2 separate regions of the Homo sapiens genome follow, and region 1 is linked to region 2. The links are chromatin loops, found by intact Hi-C in ENCODE. Cell type or tissue: gastrocnemius medialis. All regions are shown on one strand. Region 1 holds the start of ZNF426 (zinc finger protein 426). Region 2 holds the start of ZNF561 (zinc finger protein 561).

The links. A loop is a pair of places that touch in the nucleus more often than their neighbours do. Peaks named below come from ENCODE experiments on the same cell type or tissue, not always from the same donor. Only the 100,000 strongest peaks of a DNase experiment are listed, where the experiment ranks them.
Region 1: it touches region 2 in a loop (9-fold over the local background); 4 of 110 quality-filtered maps call a loop at or near these places.

What each region holds. Positions count from the first base shown.
Region 1 is chr19:9,537,242-9,539,741 of GRCh38, forward strand. ZNF426 (zinc finger protein 426) reads right to left here and starts at 1,404. Exons shown (of 8, transcript NM_024106.3): 1 at 1,334-1,404; 2 at 1,018-1,104. ZNF426-DT (ZNF426 divergent transcript) reads left to right here and starts at 1,425. Exons shown (of 2, transcript NR_134921.1): 1 at 1,425-1,757; 2 at 2,165-2,489. RefSeq lists enhancers at 710-1,445, 1,452-1,501, 1,702-1,771, 2,426-2,500. In gastrocnemius medialis, no CTCF peak of the experiment used is centred here; a DNase peak (open chromatin) is centred at 1,420; H3K4me3 peaks cover 2,381 bases; H3K27ac peaks cover 1,504 bases.
Region 2 is chr19:9,620,216-9,622,715 of GRCh38, forward strand. It overlaps ZNF561 (zinc finger protein 561), which reads right to left and starts at 1,017. Exons shown (of 6, transcript NM_152289.3): 1 at 947-1,017. It overlaps ZNF561-AS1 (ZNF561 antisense RNA 1), which reads left to right and starts at 1,267. Exons shown (of 4, transcript NR_122038.1): 1 at 1,267-1,430. RefSeq lists enhancers at 196-778, 927-1,346. In gastrocnemius medialis, no CTCF peak of the experiment used is centred here; DNase peaks (open chromatin) are centred at 1,016 and 1,276; H3K4me3 peaks cover 1,990 bases; H3K27ac peaks cover 1,630 bases.

The DNA of each region.
Region 1 (2,500 bases), 83 kb before region 2:
TCCGCAGTTCATTATCCATGAACCAAATTCACAAAAACTCTATAGGCCTCCTTCTACCAATAAGACTAAAACCCTAAAGTCACAAAAACCACAGTTCTGGACTCCTGGTATAGATCACACCTACTCCCAGGGGTCTCAAACTAGGGGTCCTAGGGCTGACTAGGCCCACAAATATTCAGTTTGGTGGCATCTGTATAGAATATTTAACTCTTTTTTTTTTTTTTTTTTTGGAGAGATGGAGTCTTGCTATGTTGCCCAGGCTGGTCTTAAACTCCTGGGCTCAAGAGATCTTCCTGCCTCAGCCTCTCAAAGTGCTGGGATCACAGGTGTGAGCCACTGTACCCAGCCAGCTTTTTTTTTTTTTCATTGATATACAATCAATGTAGCTTAAAATGCACACATCCTTCGTTTCTCTTTTTTTTCTTTTGAGACGGAGGCTCACTCTGTCTCCCAGGCTGGAGTGCAGTGGCACGATCTCAGCTCACTGCAACGTCCGCCTCCTGGGTTCAAGTGATTCTCCTGCCTTAGTCTCCCAAATAGCTGAGATTCCAAGACCCCACCACCACGCTCGGCTAATTTTTTTTCTATTTTTAGTAGAGACGGGGTTTCACCATCTTAGCCAGGCTGGTTTCAAACTCCTTAATCCAACCATCCTGTTCATTGTAAATTTGATTATTGTGATACTAGAATAATAAAGCCTTCATCCTTTCCCTCTGGAGGTCTGATTAAGAAGCTCTCTTGGGATGTACAGGCCTAGGAACTCCATTCGAAGATAATGAATTATTATTCTTAGTATTCTTTAGCAGAAAGACTTGCGGTCTACAAACGTTTATATTCACATACACAAATACGCACACCCTATAAACCTAAAAAGCATCTTTATCTTTCGCCATGAAAGTAATGGTCAAAAATAAAACACAACACAATAAGACGAAACCAAACTTACAGATGAAACATTCGTTTGCATAAGAGAAGACAGAAAAGGCCCCCTAGAACCAACTTTCACCCAGTGCTCACCGGAACACTCAGAAATCGCCAGGTCCCTGAACCGGGAAGATCCTGGGGACGGAGCCAACGCGGATGCAAAAGGCAGCAATTATTTTCCTGCCGGAAAAAAATTCACAAACGCTGCTTTGGAGGCCTTTGGAGAGGGGCGCACAGATGAAAACACCCTGCGGACACCGTAACTATAAACCCGACTCCTCCCGAGGAGCGACGGTCCGAGCGGACGCTAGCGGGCCCAGCAGACACGAGCAGAGCGGGCCAGGCCTCTCTAACGTCCGGGCCAAACCCGTCCTTCACCCCAAAACCAGTTCATCTCCTCGGAACTCACCCAGGCCAGTGAGGCCTTAACTCTGAAAGGCAAAAAGACTCTCAGGCGCTCACAGCCGGCGTCACAAAAGGAACGGCGCACCGCTGACGTCATTTACGCTCTCCGCCTCGGGCCAGGCGGGGTTTCGGGACTAGGGTTTCTGCCGTGTAATACCTCCTCGAGGCAGAAAAATTCTACTTTCCATCTGCTTGGCTGCGGAGGACCTTGGGGTGGGCTCAGCGTGGGGGCTGCAGGCAGAAATGGGTCCAGAAGGCAAGGTCGAGGTTAGAGCCAAGCCTGTGGGCAGGGCTACGGGCAGGGGGCGGGGAGGAATGTGGGTCCAGGCCCAGAGGAAAAGGTTGAAGTTATAGCCAGGCCTGTGGGCGAGGCCGCAGCAGGGCGGCCATAGGGGAAGGAGCCAATGTGTTATGCATGTAGAAAATAGGTAACTACGTCTTTTGCTCTGTTACTATTTCAACATTTGATGTAAAAAACATTTTCTATGCAGCTAAAAGAATTGTTTTTAAAAATAATTTCTAGGTTTTCTGCCTTGCTTTAAAACATCTTTTCTTTTTTTTTGAGACAAAATCTCACTCTGTCACCAAGGCTGGAGTTCAGTGGAGCCATCTCAGCTCACTGCAACCTCCACCTCCCAGGTTCAAGCGATTCTCCTGCCTCATCCTCCCAAGTAGCTGGAATTACAGGTGCATGCTGCCACACCCTGCTAATTTTTGTATTTTTAGTAGAGGCAGGGTTTTGCCATGCTGGCCAGGCTGGTCTTGAACTACTTGTCAGGCCTCTGAGCCCAAGTTAAATCATCATAAACCCTGTCACCTGCACGTATACATCCAGATGGCCTGGAGCAACTGAAGAACCACAAAAGAAGTGAAACAGCCAGTTCCTGCCTTAACTGATGACGTTCCACCATTGTGATTTGTTGCTGCCCCACCCCAACTGATCTCTTGACCTTGTGACATTCTTCTTCTGGACGAGTCTCAGGAGTTCCCCACCGAGCACCTTGTGACCCCCGGCCCTGCCAGCAAAAGATAACCACCTTTAACTTTCCACTACCTACCCAAATCCTATAAAACTGCCCCACCCCTATCTCCCTTTGCTGACCCCTTTCTCGGACTCAGCCCACTTGCACCCAAGTGAATAAACAGCCTTGTTGCTAACACAAAGCCTATT
Region 2 (2,500 bases):
AGTAGCTGGGATTTCAGGTATGCACTACCATGCCTGGCTAATTTTTGCATTTTTAGTAGAGACGCAGTTTCGCCATATTGGCCAGGCTGGTCTTGAACTCCTGGCCTTAAGTGATTCTCCCACTTCAGCCCCCCAACTAGCTGGGACTACAGGTGCACACCACTGGGTCCGGCTAATTTTTTGTAGTTTTAGTAGAGACAAGTTTTCACCAGATTGCCTAGGCTAGTCTCAAACTCCTGGGCTCAAACAATCCTCCTGACTTGGCCTCCCAAAGTGCTGGGATAATAAGCATAAGCCACGATGCCTGGCCCATTACTTCTATTTAATACTGAAAAAAACCTACACTCAAACAACCCTAGTAGTCGGTCTGATACTTGTCCCTAGAGCCTGATCTCCTGTATATGGTGTTACCCCCCCGCCATATGACCAGAAGACAGTGCAGACCTGCACAGAACAATTCAGTAGTCACCAGCCACGTGTGTTATTGATAACTTCATTACGTACCTAAGATGACTTAAGAACAAAATCTAAAATTTTCAAAAGTCGGCCGGGTGCAGTGGCTCACACCTATAATCCCAGCACTTTGGGGGACCGAGGCAGACAGATCACCTAAGGTCAGGAGTTCAAGACCAGCCTGGCCAACATGGCAAAACCATCTCTACTAAAGATAGAAAAAGTAGCCGGGCGTGGTGGCACTTGCCTGTAATCCCAGGTACTCGGAAGGCTGAGGCAGGAGAACTGCTTGACCCTGGAGGCAGAGGTTGCAGAGGTTGCAGTGAGCCGAGAGAGCGCGCAGCCTCTCCGAACTGGACGCACAGGGAGGACTGATAGTCCCTGGAGAAGCGAGTGAAGTGAAGCGGATCTGAGAGGCTCCTAGGCGACAGCGCGCAATCATTCCTTTGCCGCCCCCTGCTATCCCCGGGACCGCCAAGGAGGTGGAACTCACCACAGCCTGGGCAGACTCCACCACCATAAAGGCGAAACCGCACTGACGGAGAGGAGCCAGCGCCGGAAAAGATGGCGGTGGTGCGCTGACGTCACTTCCGCTTCAACACTCTGGCCGGGCGAGGCTCGTGGGCTCCAGTTTCAGCCACGTAGGACCGGGTAGAACACAGAAATTCTAGTTTCCTCTCGGGTGGGTGCAGAAAGGGCCTGGGGTTGGCTCAGGGAGGGGGATGCAGAACTAGGTCCAGAGAAAAAGGTGAGGTTAGAACCGGGCCTCCAGACGGAACTGTGGGCGAGGGGAGGGGCTCGTACTCGGGGGGTGATTTAGAGGAGGGACCCGGCCTAGCCGGTGGTTCAGGTGGCCGGTCGGGCTGGAAGGGCGGGGATGAGGGATGGGACGCATCCCCGGGGGATGCTCCTCCAAAGCTTTTATCGGGCGAGCGCAGTGGCTCACGCCTGTAATTCCTGCACTTTGGGAGGCTAAGGTAGGTAAATAGCTTGAGTCTGCTGGGAATGGGTGCTCGCTTGGTGTCACAAAATCAACACTGAGACAAAGGATCTCAGCAAGGCTAGTTTTACTTTCTGCAGAATGGGTGCCACTGGCTGGCAGTCTTGCCACCAGAGCACACATTAACAAAGGAGACAGGGTTTTTTTAAACTTGAAGTGTCCATCCTTCTGCTGTGTCCAGCTTCCATTGGCTGGAACGGGACCTCACCTTCCTGTACTTCACTGGATTGGCTAGCAACTTAGAACTTCCCAAAAGAGGCAATGGCAGAGGAGAACAAAGGAAGAGAGGAAGTAACTTGTGGACTGTTGAGAGAGGCAAAAACACTTCTAAATAGGGAAAGGAATAGGCCATGACCTAATAGTTGCTTGGACCAGTTCAGGCATGCCAGGGCAAATATCTAGGCTAAAATGTGGGAGCTAAAAACAGAGTCTATTGATTTCTTTATTACGGCTGGCAGAATTTAACAATATTACCACAGGTCTTTGAGAAAATTTGGCTTCTAAGAGGGATTACTATTTATTTCAATCAGACTGGGAGGAAAGTCCCTTTGAAGAGGAACCTGTATTTATTTCATTTTCTACAAGTCCAAGAGTTTGAGACCAGCCTGGGCAAAGTAGCAAGACCCTGTCTCTCTCTCTCTCTCTCTCTCTATATATATATATATAAACATATATGTATAAATACATATAAATATATAAATATATAAAAAATATATAAATATACATGTTCAAAATGCTTGTTCCCTGGTGCCATAAAGAAATTAGCACTTGAACATAAATTTAATTTACTCAGCAAGGCCATTTTTACTTCCTGCAGAAACGGTATACTCACCAGCAGTTTTGCCACGAGAGTACACCAAACAAAGGAGATAGGGTCATTTATAACCTGATGCTTCCAACCTACTGCTGTGTCCAGTTTCCACTGGCTGGAATGGGACCTCACGTTCTGGCTAGCAACTTATAACTTTTTAAAAGAGGCAAGGGTAGAGGAGAACAAAGGAAGGAGGAAGTAACTTGTGGAATGCTGAGAAGGGTCAAAACATCTTC